Regions from separate parts of the Homo sapiens genome. Here region 1 is linked to region 2. The links are chromatin contacts, found by Hi-C or POLR2A ChIA-PET in ENCODE. All regions are on one chromosome and are shown on one strand. Each heading gives the region's core, a stretch centred on a gene start or an enhancer-like site at or near the end of the contact. The rest is flanking DNA. Distances are from core to core; before and after follow the strand shown.

Region 1 (7,431 bases), core at 2,131-4,630, 2.8 Mb after region 2:
GGAAAGGCAGGTCAAGTTAATGCTCGTGATCTTATGTATTTGCTCACTTATTTATCTCCTCCTCTTTCCACAATGGATACAGTACAAACAAAGGGAAATAGAGTCAGGACAAAGAGAAAGACAGGATAGAAAATAGGCAAGATAGGTAAGCATAGCCCAGACCAAACCTAGTGAATCAGAAACTCTGGGAGAGTGGGGCCTGGCAGTTTGCAGCTTAACACACCTTCTAGGTGATTCTGATGGACCCTAAAGTTTGAGAACCACTGGATTCGAGTCTAAAGAACATTCAGGGCCAGTGTGGTGGCTCATGCCTATAATCCCAACACTTTGGGAGGCCGACGCAGGTGGATCACCCGAGGTCAGGAGTTCGAGACCAGCCTGACCAACATGGGGAAACCCCGTCTCTACTAAAAATAAAAAAAAAAATAGCCAGGCATGGAGTCAGGGGCCTGTAATCCCAGCTACTCAGGAGGCTGAGGCAGGAGAATTGCTTGTACCCAGGATGCGGAAATTGCACTGAGCCGAGATTGGACCATGGCACTCCAGCCTGGGCAACAAGAGCGAAACTCCATCTCGAAAGCAAAACAAAACAAAAAAACACAACACTCAAGAAGTCTGGGGCAGGAATTCAGGTAGGAAGCTGCTGCAATACTGCAGGAAATGTGATGGTGAAGCTTAATTCATTCAGCAAATCATTCACTGACCATCTACTGTGTATCAGACACTATTTTAGACACTAAAGATACAGTAGTGAGCAAAGTAGACAAAAAATGTGGCCCATCCTGGTGGCTCCTGCCTGTAATCTCAGCACTTTGGGAGGCCAAGGCAGGTGGATCACTTGAGGCCAGGAGTTAAAGACCAACATGACAAAACCCCAGCTCTACTAAAGATGCAAAAAGAATTAGCCGGGTGTGGTGGTACACCTACAATAACAACTACTTGGGAGCTGAGGCACAAGAATCACTTGAACCTGGAGGCAGAGATTGCAGTGAGCCAAGATGGCACCACTGCACTCCAGTCTAGACGACAAAAGAGACCCTGTCTCAAAAAAATAAAACTAAAAAAGCAGACAAAAATCCCTGTGGACGTGGGAGTGTACCTTCTAATGCAAGTAATTACTGTCTACCATTTATGTAGTTCCAGATGTTATCAGTGTTTTATACTCATTATTTCATCCTCACATCCTACCTGCCCATCAGATAGGTACACTTTCTGTCCTCATTTGCCAGTTGAGGATACGGAGGTTAAGTAGCTTGTCCAGGGTCATGTTGATAGTAAGTAGAGCTCAGATTTAAATCCAAGAAGGCCACCACACTTTTAGACACTGTGCTCTCTGACAACACACTGCTAGCCACCGTGCCATGCTGCCTCCACAGCATCGGAAGGGCAGTGATGAAATATACTGATTCAAAATATATCCCTTTAGCACCTACTGTGTGCTAGGCAGTGTTAGGCCAGTGTGGCTGCAGCAGAATGATCCGGGGCTACAGAGGAAGGAGGGAGGGTGTTGTGAGCAAATCTTACAGGGCTTTGCTCACCATGTATAGCCTCTGGTTTTCACTCTCCATAAGATGGGAAGCCATTGCAGGGTTGTGAGCAGAGGACTGACATAATTTGACTTAGGTTTTTTTGTTTTGTTTTCTTTGAGACGGAGTCTCCCTCTATGCCCAGGCTGGAGTGCAGTGACGCAATCTCGGCTCACTGCCACCTCCACCTCCACCTCCACCTCCTGGGTTCAAGCGATTCTCCTGCCTCAGCCTCCCGAGTAGCTGGGACTACAGGTGCACGCCACCACTCCCAGCTAGTTCTTTTGTATTTTTAGTAGAGAAAGGGTTTCACCATATTGGCCAGGCTGGTCTCGAACTCCTGACCTCGTGATCTGCCCACCTCAGCCTCCCAAAGTGCTGGGATTACAGGTGTGAGCCACCGCGCCCGGCCTTGACTTAGGTTTTAAACAGATTGCATTGACTGTTGTGTTGACAACAGACTACAGAGGGGGCATAGAGAGCTGTTGGGAACGGTTGTAATTACCAGAAAAAAGAAAAATTATGATGGCTTGAGTAGAAGCTATAAAGTCAGCAGGTTGCATTGATGGATATGGAAAGAGAGGGCTCTAGGCCACATCTACTAAAAGACATGAAGAAGGAGCAGGGTTTTTGTTTTTGTTTTGGCAGGGAGGTGTTTGGGGAGGTTGTTTTGTACAATCAAGTGGATGTTGAATATACATTGATATACAAATCTAAAGTTCAGAGAAAGACCGGGCTGAAGAGAGAAATTTGGGAGTTGTAAGTAAATAGTTTTTTGTTTTTAGTTTTACTAAGTATTGCCTTTGTTTTAGTATGACTCGTTTATTTAGAAGTTTATATAATTTAATTTGTGATATGTCTTGTGTTTTTGTTTTGTTTGGGGCAGGTGCCCGAGGCCCTTGTCATCTTCATTGACTCCAGCTCATGGCTTGTATTTAACAACGAGCTCAGAAAAATTCCTAAAAATTTAATTACTGAGTCTCCAGAGCTCTAATGAGCTGGCTCCAGCACACAATTGCTCCTTTCTTTCATTCAACAATTTGACAAGTCCTGATGGCTCTACATTCAAAACATGTAAATTGGCCGGGCGCGGTGGCTCACGCCTGTAATCCCAGCTCTTTGGGAGGCCGAGGCGGGTGGATGACGAGGTCAGGAGATCGAGATCATCCTGGCTAACACGGTGAAACCCCGTCTCTACTAAAAATACAAAAAATTAGCCAGGCGTGGTGGTGGGTGCCTGTAGTCCCAGCTACTCGGGAGGCTGAGGCAGGAGAATGGCGTGAACCCGGGAGGCGGAGCTTGCAGTGAGCCGAGATAGCACCACTGCACTCCAGCCTGGGCGACGGAGCGAGACTCCGTCTAAAAAAAAACAAAAACAAAAAAACAAAAAACCGTATATCTTGAATCTGATCACTTTTCGCTTAGATAGTACTGTAATATAGTAATAGATAATGCTAGAAAAAATAATTAAAGCTATAGATATCATCTATTGTAGGTTTACTGATTGTCAGGCACTATGGCGACTCTCTGGAATGGTTCATTCCTCGCAAATGAATAGATAGGAGATATCTACTATCAGGAACTACAAACACAGTCTCCGTGCTGTGATCCGCTTTCACAGGGAATTTTGTCTGGGATTCAAGTAGCGGCAAGTAACCCTTTTTCGCCCTCCATCTCTGCTCAGGGGTGAGCCCTGGCAGCGCTCCTACCTGGGACCTACATTGGCTTAGTAAGATGGGCCGGCGCCCACCCCAGCCCTCGCGCATGCGCATAAAAGCCCACTCCCGGGGGCGGGGCCTGAGCTAGCTGGGCGGGGCCTGAAGGAGCCGGGAGCTCCTGCAGCTTCATCGCGTTACTAAGAGACGCGAGGGTCGCGAAGGGCACAACACTTGGCCTCTCGCTGGCCCTGCTCGCGGATCCCGAGTAGAGAACGCAAGCACCCACGCCCGCCTGCAAGCTCCCGGGCGCCCCCGGCCTCTCCTGCTCGGCGGAACGAGGATAACCCAGTAGAGCCGGACCCAGGGGTGGGTGGATGCGTCGCTGGAGGCGAGGGCCCTGCCCGCCAACCCCTGCGCCCCGGCCGTAGCCCCACCCCGGAAGTTCTTGCCCCGCCTTCTCGGCTCCGCAGTTCTCTGCTGTCTCCTGAGGTTTGCCAGGGAGATCCCGTGGTTTTCATGTCTCTTCCGTGATTTTTAGGGAAGAGGGTCACTATTTGGCCCTTCCAGAATCTCAGGGTCCGGTTCTCCCGGAAGTTTCCGGGCCGCCCCGGACCCCATTGGCTTTAGGGGCCGCGTCTCCGAGGGCTCCGATTTGGGCCCTAGATTTTGGAATACTGTGTTTTGTCCGTCCCAGCCTTCACCAGGCGGATTTCATCTCCCACACAGTTAGTGATTTATGGCAGAAAGGAAGCTGGAGGGATGGGGACTGCAGGTTAGCTGTGAGGGCCGGAAGGGAGCGGTTTTGTGCTGCACACAGGCAGGTCAGCACTCCCAGAGCAGGGACCGCCGGGCGTGCTTTCGGAACCGCTTTTGTCTTTCAAATGAACGCCCAGCGACAGCAGACGGGAGTTCCAGGACCTTAGAGACCGGCTAATGCTTCTCTTTAAGTTAGGAAACAGGCGCAGGCGTGTTCATGGCCTTGCCTAAGGTTACGTGCTGGTTACAGGGCTCCTCCTGCTGCCTCTTAAGAACAGAAATAATCTAATAGGAGGAATAAAAGGGACTATTAGGGAGGCTAATGCTCTTGAAGTTTTAATACTACTAAAAGTAAAAGCGCTTTTCAGAGTGAAAGGGAAGTGAAAAGGGAATTTGGGTGGCTGGCTACATCAGAAGCTTCTGTTCCAACTTTAGATTGTCAGGGAGTTGAGATGGTGTTTTTTGTTTTTATTTTTGTTTTAGTTTTTTGAGACGGAGTCTCGCTCTGTAGCCCAGGCTGGAGTGCAGTGGCGGGATCTCGGCTCACTGCAAGCTCCGCCTCCCGGGTTCACGCCATTCTCCTGCCTCAGCCTCCCGAGTAGCTGGGACCACAGGTGCCCGCCACGATGCCCGGCTAATTTTTTGTATTTTTAGTAGAGACGGGGTTTCACTTTGTTGGCCAGGATGGTCTCGATCTCCTGACCTCGTGATCCACCCGCCTCGGTCTCCCAAAGTGCTGGGATTATAGGAGTGAGCCACCGCGCCGAGATGGTGTGTTTTTAAAATAACGTGCCCGAGGCCGGGCGTGGTGGCTCACCCCTGTAATCCCAGCACTTTGGGAGGCTGAGGCAGGCGGATCACCTGAGGTCGGGAATTCGAGACCAGCCTGACCAACATGGGAAAACCTCGTCTCTACTAAAAATACAAAAAAATTAACCAGGCATGGTGGCGCATGCCTGTAATTCCAGCTACTCGGGAGGCTGAGGCAGGAGAATCGCTTTAACCTGGGAGGCGGAGGTTGTGGTGAGACAAGATCACGCCATGGCGCTCCAGCCTGAGCAACAAGAGTGAAACTCCATCTCAAAAAAATAATAAATAAATAAATAAAATAACATGCTCCTCAATTTAACTATGGGATTATGTCCCAATACACCCATGGTAGGTCGAAAATGCATTTAATGCACCTAGCCAACTTTAAACGTCCTCAGAACACTTAGCTCCCCTGCAGTTGGGCAACATCATCTAACACAAAGCCTATTTTATAATAAAGTGTTGACTATGTCATGTAACTTACTGAATACTGAATTCAAAGTGGAAAACAGAATGGTTGCGTGGGTACTCGAATTACTGAATGCGTATTGCTTTTGCACCATGGTAAAGTGGAGATATGAGTTGAACCATTCCACGGGACCATCTGTATGCATATAAACCCTAAGTATTTCATATAATTCAGTTTCACAAACCAGAAACTCAGGCATTGCTGTTTCCTGTTTGTGGAGCTACAACTTGGTATTTTAGATGTCAAATTTATTTATTTTTTTGAGATGGTGTCTTGCTCTGTCACCCAGGCTGGAGTGCAGTGGTGCGATCTTGGCTCACCGCAACCTCCGTCTCCTGGGTTCAAGTGATTCTCCTGCCTCAGCCTCCCGAAGTAGCTGGGACTACAGGCAGCCGCCACCGCATCCGGCTAATTTTTTTTTTTTTTTTTTTTTAGTAGAGACAGGTTTTCACCAGGTTGGCTAGGCTGGTCTCGAACCCTTGACCTCAGGTGATCCACCTGCCTCGGCCTCCCAAAGTGCTGGGATTACAGGCGTGAGCCACCGCACATGGCCAAAACGTTTATTTTTATTTATTTATTTTTTTAACATTTTTTTCTTGAGGCAGGGTCTCATTCTTGTCTCCCAGGCTGGAATGCAGTGACTTGATCACAGCTCACTGTGGCCTCAACCTTGGGGGATCAAACAATCCTCCCACCTTAGCCTCCCCAGTAGCTGAGACTACAGTCATGGGCCACCACACCCAGCTAATTTTATTTTTTGTAGAGATAGGGTCTCACTACGTTGCCCAGGCTGGTCTTGAACTCGGACTCAAAGGATCCTCCCTCCTCAGTCTCAGAAAGAGCTGGGATTACAGGTGTGAGCCGCTGCATCCAGCCATTAAATGTATTTTTTATCAATTCTTTTTTTGGCACAACTGCCAGCAAAGAAACCACTCAGTCTGCAAGAGCTAAGTACTAGCAGAATTAGAACTGCCACTGAATTTCCTAGAATCACTGAAAAATTTAATCAAGGAATTGTAAGTTGATCTTTCCTAATTTTAGTTTCATTTTGTGTTTTTAATAAACTGAAAGTAAGGGCAAAAAAAAAGAATTTCCACCACCACTTATATAGCGTAGTTACAGTAGTCACTAGAGTTCCTACTATGGTGAAATTTACATTCATATTCTCTTTAGGTATTTTGGGAAAATAAAATTTTGAAATGCTTAATAATAACCGGAGGATGTCTATTTCTACTGAGAAAAGTGGTGATTTCCCCCAAAGTCCAATTGAATACAGCATATTTTCTGCTCTTCTATTAAATGTAGCATTTTTATGTATAGTTGCCATAATTTTTTGAGCTGAAAGTGACAAAAGGTTACATAGATGGCATTCAAGAAAATACGTTTCGAATGAATATGAGCAAAAAGTCAAGCCTAAAGCAAAAAGGGCATAGATAAGACAAAAATTAAGATTGTATCACTACATGTGCTTCATCTGTAAAAGTCCTGTAAGTAATACAGTCACTAAATTCATATAAAAATATGACTAATTTGGAATTTTTTTTTTTTTTCTTTTTTTCAGACAGTCTCGCTCTGTCACCCAGGCTGGAGTGCAGTGGCACCATCTCGGCTCACTGCAACCTCCATCTCCCAGGTTCAAGCAGTTCTCTGCCTCAGCCTCCTGATTAGCTGGAATTACAGGCATGCGCCACCATGCCTGGCTAATTTTTATATTTTTAGTAGACACGGGGTTTCACCATCTTGGCCAGGCTGGTCTTGAACTCCTGACCTCGTGATCCACCCACTTCAGTCTCCCAGAGTGCTGGGATTACAGGCGTGAGCCACCGTCCTGTCCTGAAAGTATTTTAATACAGTGAATTCACTAACTTTTTTTTTTCTCTCTTAATTTAGACAGAGTTTTGCTCTTGTTGCCCAGGCTGGAGTGCAATGGCACGATCTTGGCTCACTGCAACCTCTGCCCCCCAGGTTCAAGCAATTCTCCTACCTCAGCCTCCTGATTAGCTGGGATTACAGGCATGCGCCACCACGCCCGGCTAATTTTGTATTTTTAGTAGCGACGGGTTTCTCCATGTTGGTCAGGCTAGTCTCGAACTCCCGACCTCAGGTGATCCACCCACCTCGGCCTCCCAAAGTGCTGGGATTACAGGCGTGAGCCACCACGCCCAGCCTAACTTTTTTCTTTAATATTTCTTAGAACCTTTTTCCTGTGTAA
Region 2 (6,612 bases), core at 3,577-6,076:
CTCCTCCTCCACTTTCTCCTTTAAAAAACAAAGGAAAGGCCGGGCACAGTGGCTCATGCCTATAATCCCAGCACTTGGGGAGGCCGAGGCGGGTGGATCACGAGGTCAGGAGATCGAGACCATCCTGGCTAACATGGTGAAACCCCATCTCTACTAAAAATACAAAAAAATTAGCCAGGCTTGGTGGTGGGCGCTGTAGTCCGGGCTACTCAGGAGGCTGAGGCAGGAGAATGGCATGAACCCGGGAGGTGGAGCTTGCAGTGAGCCAAGATTGCGCCACTGCACTCCAGCCTAGGCGACAGAGCAAGACTCCGTCTCAAAAACAAAAACAAAACAAAACAAAAAAAACCACAAAGGAAAAACCACCACCACAAAACTCCCAAAACAACTCCACATATAATGATGATTTGCGAACACATTTCTAAGGCCATACACAGATTTGGCTGGATCTCTGCCCCCAAAACTGCAGGCCAACAAAGCACACAAAGCTAACTGGCATGGCACAAATTACTGTTGTGATATGAGGTAGTTTTGGGGGCCAGTGCCATGCACTGCATGTGCCTATAGTCCCGGCTACTTGTGGAGGCTGAGGTGGGAGGATCGCTTGAGCTGAGGAATTCATGATGACCCTAGGAAACATAGTGAGATCCTATGTAAAAAATGAAAAAACAAACACCAAAATAAACTAATTTTGGGGTTAGGCAGCAAGTACAGCCCTCTACAGAAAGGGAGGAAGTGATTAATTTTTCACCAACTTCAGTATGCCAGTATTAGTAACAACAGCTGCATAAAGAGTTAAGTGGGAGTTTAGATTCCAGAAGTTAAACTATGAACTCAAAAGCCTGGTTCTGCAGTTGGCACTGAGGCTCATTACTCAATCACCGTACCCGAATCCCGGCCATCTGCTGAGGCTGCAAAGTGAAGCAAAAAATCCTAACAAGAAATTGTATGTTGGCTAGGTCTCTCCTGATAAAAGATGAATATTGTTAATATCAACAATACTCAACCAAATACAAGATGCAGGAGCCCACATCATAAGTAGAGCCTCTGACTGACAAAAGAGGGTCAGGCACTTGGAACAGTTTAATAATTGAATAGGGAAATCAACAAGGCACTTTGAAAGAAATTAAGTGGGGAGCTGAGGCAGGAGAATCGCTTGAACGAGGGAGGTGGAGGTTGCAGTGAGCCGAGATCATGCCACTACACTCCAGCATGGTGACAGAGTGAGACTCTGTCTCCAAAAAAAAAAAGAAAAGAAAAGAAAAGAAATTAAGTGGGAGAGAGGATCAATTTTTTTTGCAGTAATAACTTACTTTATGATTGTCTTGTTAAAGTCAGGCATCAAATTGGGCATGTCTAAAGTGGCAATCTACATTCTGGCAGAATAATTACAAAGAAAAGTCACTTGATTTAGAAGGAACAAAGAATCAAATAATTTGCAGTTATATTTAATAATTTTGGTCATAGTTAAAAATTTTTAAATTCTATTTTTAAAAGATAATATTCTGGCCGGGCTCGGTGGCTCATGCCTGTAATCCCAGCGCTTTCGGAGGCCAAGGCAGGTGGATCACTTGAGGTCAGGAGTTCGAGCCTAACCAACATAGTGAAACCCCCATCTCTGCTAAAAATACAAAAAATTAGCTGGGTGAGGTGGCACACGCCAGTAGTCCCAGCTACTTGGGAGACTGAGGCACGAGAAAAGCCTGAACCTAGGAGGCAGCAGTTGCAGTGAGCCAAGATTGCACCACTGCATTCCAGCCTGGGCGACAGAGCGAGACTCTGTCTCAAAAGAAAAAAAAAGGATAATATTCTGATGTATCCTTCTTTTGTGCCATTTATGGTAAAAAATTTGGGTACCCACAATTGAATTCACTTATGGGTTTTTTTTTCATTCTCTTCAGGTGTGGCAGTTGGGTGGGCAGGGAGTAATTAACGTTTACTGAAATTATGCTACTTGGTGATCTCCAGGAATCATTTAGCAGGTGGTTTAAAATCCTCACATTTAATGCTGGTTGAGCAAGAGTGAACTGACTGTAATGACCCTTGGGAAGGTGAATTGGTTACAGACGTATAGTAACGACACTGTAAAGATAGTCCAGGCAGGAGATGACAGGTCTGGAGTAGAGTGGTAGCCGTGGCAAAGTGACATTTAATTTCCACGAAGACAGTTTTAAGGGAGACTGGGACATCGGAAGAAAAAAGGGGTGATGCAGAGCTCAAATCTGTACACGCTTGTTTGAGGTGATAGCAGACATCCAGATGAAGAAAACCAGCAGACAGGTGAAAATCTTAATCTAGGATGATTAGTCATGCTATGGATTCAGAGAAAGAAATGTGTTTTTTCATTACTTCATTAGGAATTGCACAATAAATCTCCTCCCCCATAATCACATGACTACTGACTTTTCAGCATGCAGGAGAAAAAGCAAATATTTCCACTGTTGAAAGGTTTTATTGGAGAAACTTGATGAATACAATGACTTCATGGCTTAGTGAAGACAACCACGGTGGTTAAAATACAGTGAACCCTCATTTAGCTGTATCCATTCAAAGTATTTGAGCATCTCCTATGTATAATGTCAATTTATTTGATGCTGGTTAAATGTGTAACAAGTTACTTAAAACCAACTGTAATACCAAAAAGTCATTGAACACACTTCTAAAGTATACTGCCTGAATAAAAGGTATCTATAAAAATTCCTTCCCTGTAGTATCTATATATTTAAGCTTACAAACTTAGCTGCTTTTCTACACACAACTGCAATTCTATATTAAAGCTTTGCAACTGCCTTAATCTCTACACTCTTTTTTTTTTTTTTCCCGAGACGGAAAAAAAAGAGTCTCGCTCTGTTGCCAGGCTGGAGTGCAGTGGCGCGATCTCGGCTCATCGCAACCTCCGCCTCCCGGATTCAAGCGATTCTCCTGCCTCAGCCTCCCGAGTAGCTGGGACTACAGGCATGCGCCAACACGCCCGGCTAATTTTTGATATTTTAGTAGGGACGGGGTTTCGCCATGTTGGACAGGCTGGTCAAACTCCTGACCTCAGGTGATGCGCCCGCCTCGGCCTCCCAGAGTGCTGGGATCACAGGCATGAGGCACCGCGCCCGGCCTATGCTCAAATGTTTCTTGGGCTGTTAAAGTACTGCTCCTCGCAGAAGGGCTATGTTCCCGGGATCTATTCTCTTCCGTACATTCATTCCTATCTTCATTAGAAAACATCTGACCTAAATAAATCCCCCATCGATGCTAACATCTCCTTCCGCGCAATTTTTTACTTTCTAAGTCAAATCAAAACAATTATTTGAGCGACTGCTCCTGTCTGCCATTAAGTCTTTCTGGCACCACCCTCCAGACATATATACAATATTGCTTCTTTCCCTCAAATCAGAAAGGACTGCATAGTTCCGGATCAAGGCATAAATGATGAATCATGACTGTCCATCCCCACCAACATACTCTGCAACATTATAATCTATTTACCTCTGCTTTGAAAATGTATTCTTTAAAGCACTGCTTCCAACTAGCCACTTAGCCAGTAACATTTTTGAGAAAAACAAAACACAACCCAAAACAATGTATATATTCCTGGGGGGAAGAGTTTCTAACTCAAAATACGCAGATAATTGTTTATTATTCTAAGGAACACCCTTCTGAAGAGGCCTGCAGTCGGTGGGGCTGTTTCTAATTTAAAACTACTTAGGTGAACCAGGAAGAATGTACATTTAAGGAGATACTTTTAGACGCAGATGCCTCGCGCAAGCCTAAAGCTCGTGTGGTAAGCGACACGACTAGGGGTTAAAAGCGGCTGGTTGGTAGGCCCGGGGCCGTGGCTCACGCCTTGTAAACCCAGCACTTTGGGAGGCTGAGGCGGGCAGATCACCTAAGGTTAGGAGTTCGAGACCAGCCTGGCAAATATGGTGAAACGCCGTCTCTACTAAAAACACAAAAATTAGCCGGCGTAGTGGCGCGCGCGCGCTCTCAGCTACTCGAGAAGCTAAGGCAGGAGAATCACTTAAACCCAGGAGGCGGAGGTTGCAGTGAGCCAAGATTGCGCCACTGCACTCCAATCTGGGCACAGAGTGAGACTCCGTCTCAAATAAATAAATAAAAGCAGCTAGTTACTTCTCATTCTTTTAACGAAACAAACAAAACTGAACTTTGCTGGGTGACAGGAGTGAAGCAAAGGAAAAAACGATAGTACAAGTTCGATTCGAATTCTTCCAGTCTTATGATTCGATCATCGCAGGAATACTGATAAAAATCTGCGTTTTTTCCAGGTTGACAACTTTTGCGAGGCCAGACTAAACGAATTCAGCGCTCCAAGGAGACTCCTCTTTCCTCTGCTTTCTCACATTTACCTCTCGCCTTTTACCTCCCAAAGTCGAACCCTCCAGGATCGTACAGGCGGTATTCCCTCTACCAAGCATTCTACTCCTCTGCAGATGCTGCAATCTTTACACTGGAACTAACACTTAGCTGTGGTGTTCCCCGCTTTCTTTACTCGGAGTAGCCCAGGCTCTTCCTCTCCAATCCACAATTTCCCTCCAATCCCCAGTTTCCCTCTTGGGCGCCTGGACGCGTGCCCAGCCGCAGCCTGGGAGACACCGCGCGGCTGCACGCACCATGCAGATGTGGTCCCTTTCCCCTTCTTCTTCTCCTCCCCAAAGAGGTTTTGTGCTGTGACTGGCTTGCCCCGGTTACTTACTCCAAGGTGTAGGGGTGAAGAACGGAAGAGGACGAAATAACTAGCTGGAGGCAGCAGTGTCAGCCGATGCCGGTGCCACGGCTCGAAACACCGGCGCCTCTCGCGGTGCTAAAAGGATGGGCGCGCACCCTCCTTCCGGCATCCGTAGAACCCCCGCCTTTGACCTAGCTTCAGGAGATTACTTTCCGGGTCAGCGTGCGTTTAGGGCGAAGACGGAGTTGTAAACTTCTTAAAATTCCTCTCTCGACACTTCGGTAATTCCTCTTTCGAGACTAAAGCTCTTTTTGTATGCGTGTGTGTCAAGCGTATGCCCCGGGATTCTCCTCCGCTTCCTTTTCTCGGTCTTCCTTCTTGCTTTAGGGACCGGAAGAGTCCTTGAACCAAAATAGCTCGGCGGGCACTTCCGGGGCCGGCGCCCAGAGTTCCGGGAGGGTGCAGGCAGGAGAGGGAAAGGCAGCAGCGGCGGCAGCTGGAGGATGAAGAAGGAGCATGTGCTTCACTGCCAGTTCTCCGCGTGGTACCCGTTCTTCCGAGGCGTTACCATCAAGAGGTGAGATGGGAGGGGGTTCGCCCGGTCGACCGGCAAAAGGGAACTGCGACTTCTGAGCGAATCTTACTGCTATCCAAAAAAATGCAGGCCTTCTAGCGACTGCATGGGAGGGAGTGTGTCGAGAGGGAAGTACATCAGCAATTGTCTGCGTCCTGTTGCGAGCCAGCGAGTGTGCTGGCTAGGAGGGTCAGTTGTGGTTTTCAGTGAGGGTCGGAGGCGGGAGGAATAGTGGATTAACCTAGTTTAGGCTTGGGAGTTCACCACCACTACTTTTAGAATGGCCCCAGGCGCAAGGTGATCACTGCCTAAGTGCACTCGGAGAATTAATTGCTTTTCGCCATCACCCCAGAGGATGGAGATTGGGAAGGTGAAAGGATACGTAATTACAGTTAGATACGAGAACAAGTTCACAGATATGTCGTACAGCATGGAGGCTATAGTTAATGACGATATACGTATTCTTGAAAAACGGAGAGTGGATGTTAGTGTTCTCACCACAAAAATAACTATGTTAGGCAATGCATTTGTTAGCTAAATTTATTCCACAGTGTATATATACTTAAAAACATCAGGTAGGCGGCAAGTATTAATATATACAATTTCATCTCTCAGTTTTTTTAAAGGCGTTGATAGAAAATCTGGGCTTTGCACTTAACTGATTTTCTGAGCCAACATTTCAGTAATTGCTGATTCATTATATGATGGTTTCATTCAATAAAGATCGGATATGTACTTGAAAATGTGTAACTGGCTTAGAATGGTTAAAATGTATAAGAAAAGTTTCAAGTTCTTAAATAGTATTGGAATGTGTGGTAGAACCTTAGATTCATTGTACTTAACAATTTCGCTTGTTAGCTTTGTAAGAGTAAAATACTTAGGAAGGCTTATTTGTAATCAGCAAATAGACATATTAAGAAAGAAAATTGAGTGGTTTATGAATAGAATTTAAAATTTTAAAGAGACTTTTAAGTTGCAAAGTTTCGCTTGAAATTGTTTAAAATTTAGTAGATTTTCAAACGTAATAAGATTTGTTAGAAGAAATTAAAAGCCTGAAGAACTAGATTTTTTTTTTTTGAGACAGAGTTTTGTTCTGTCGCCCAAGCTGGAGTGCAGTGGCAGCGATCTTGGCTCACTGCAAGCTTCCCTTCCCGAGTTCACGCCATTCTCCTGCCTCAGCTTCCTGAGTAGCTGGGACTACAGGCGCCCGCCACCACCCCCGGCTAATTTTTTGTATTTTTAGTAGAGGCGGGGTTTTCACCGTGTTAGCCAGGATGGTCTCGATTGCCTGACCTCGTGATCCGCCCGCCTCGGCCTCCCAAAGTGCTGGGATTACAGGTGTGAGCCACCGCGCCCGGCC

The links. Hi-C counts contacts between places; a loop is a spot of excess contacts on that map. ChIA-PET counts read pairs that join two places held with the same protein, here RNA polymerase II (POLR2A). Pooled maps may share reads with other maps.
Region 1: a loop to region 2 is called in a map of CD8-positive, alpha-beta T cell, with 13 times the contacts of the local background. The contact joins the promoter of MEIG1 here to the promoter of NUDT5 in region 2. A Hi-C loop is called at or near these places in 1 of 168 maps with a recorded cell type or tissue (CD8-positive, alpha-beta T cell) and 9 of 50 pooled maps. POLR2A ChIA-PET finds 5 or more read pairs at or near these places in 1 of 52 experiments (CD4-positive, alpha-beta T cell).

The regions. Positions count from the first base shown.
Region 1 is chr10:14,956,008-14,963,438 of GRCh38, forward strand. MEIG1 (meiosis/spermiogenesis associated 1) reads left to right here and starts at 3,381. Exons shown (of 3, transcript NM_001080836.3): 1 at 3,381-3,550. RefSeq lists a silencer at 3,604-3,653.
Region 2 is chr10:12,191,065-12,197,676 of GRCh38, forward strand. NUDT5 (nudix hydrolase 5) reads right to left here and starts at 4,827. Exons shown (of 10, transcript NM_014142.4): 1 at 4,706-4,827. CDC123 (cell division cycle 123) reads left to right here and starts at 5,124. Exons shown (of 13, transcript NM_006023.3): 1 at 5,124-5,255. The coding sequence starts at 5,182. RefSeq lists an enhancer at 4,871-5,140.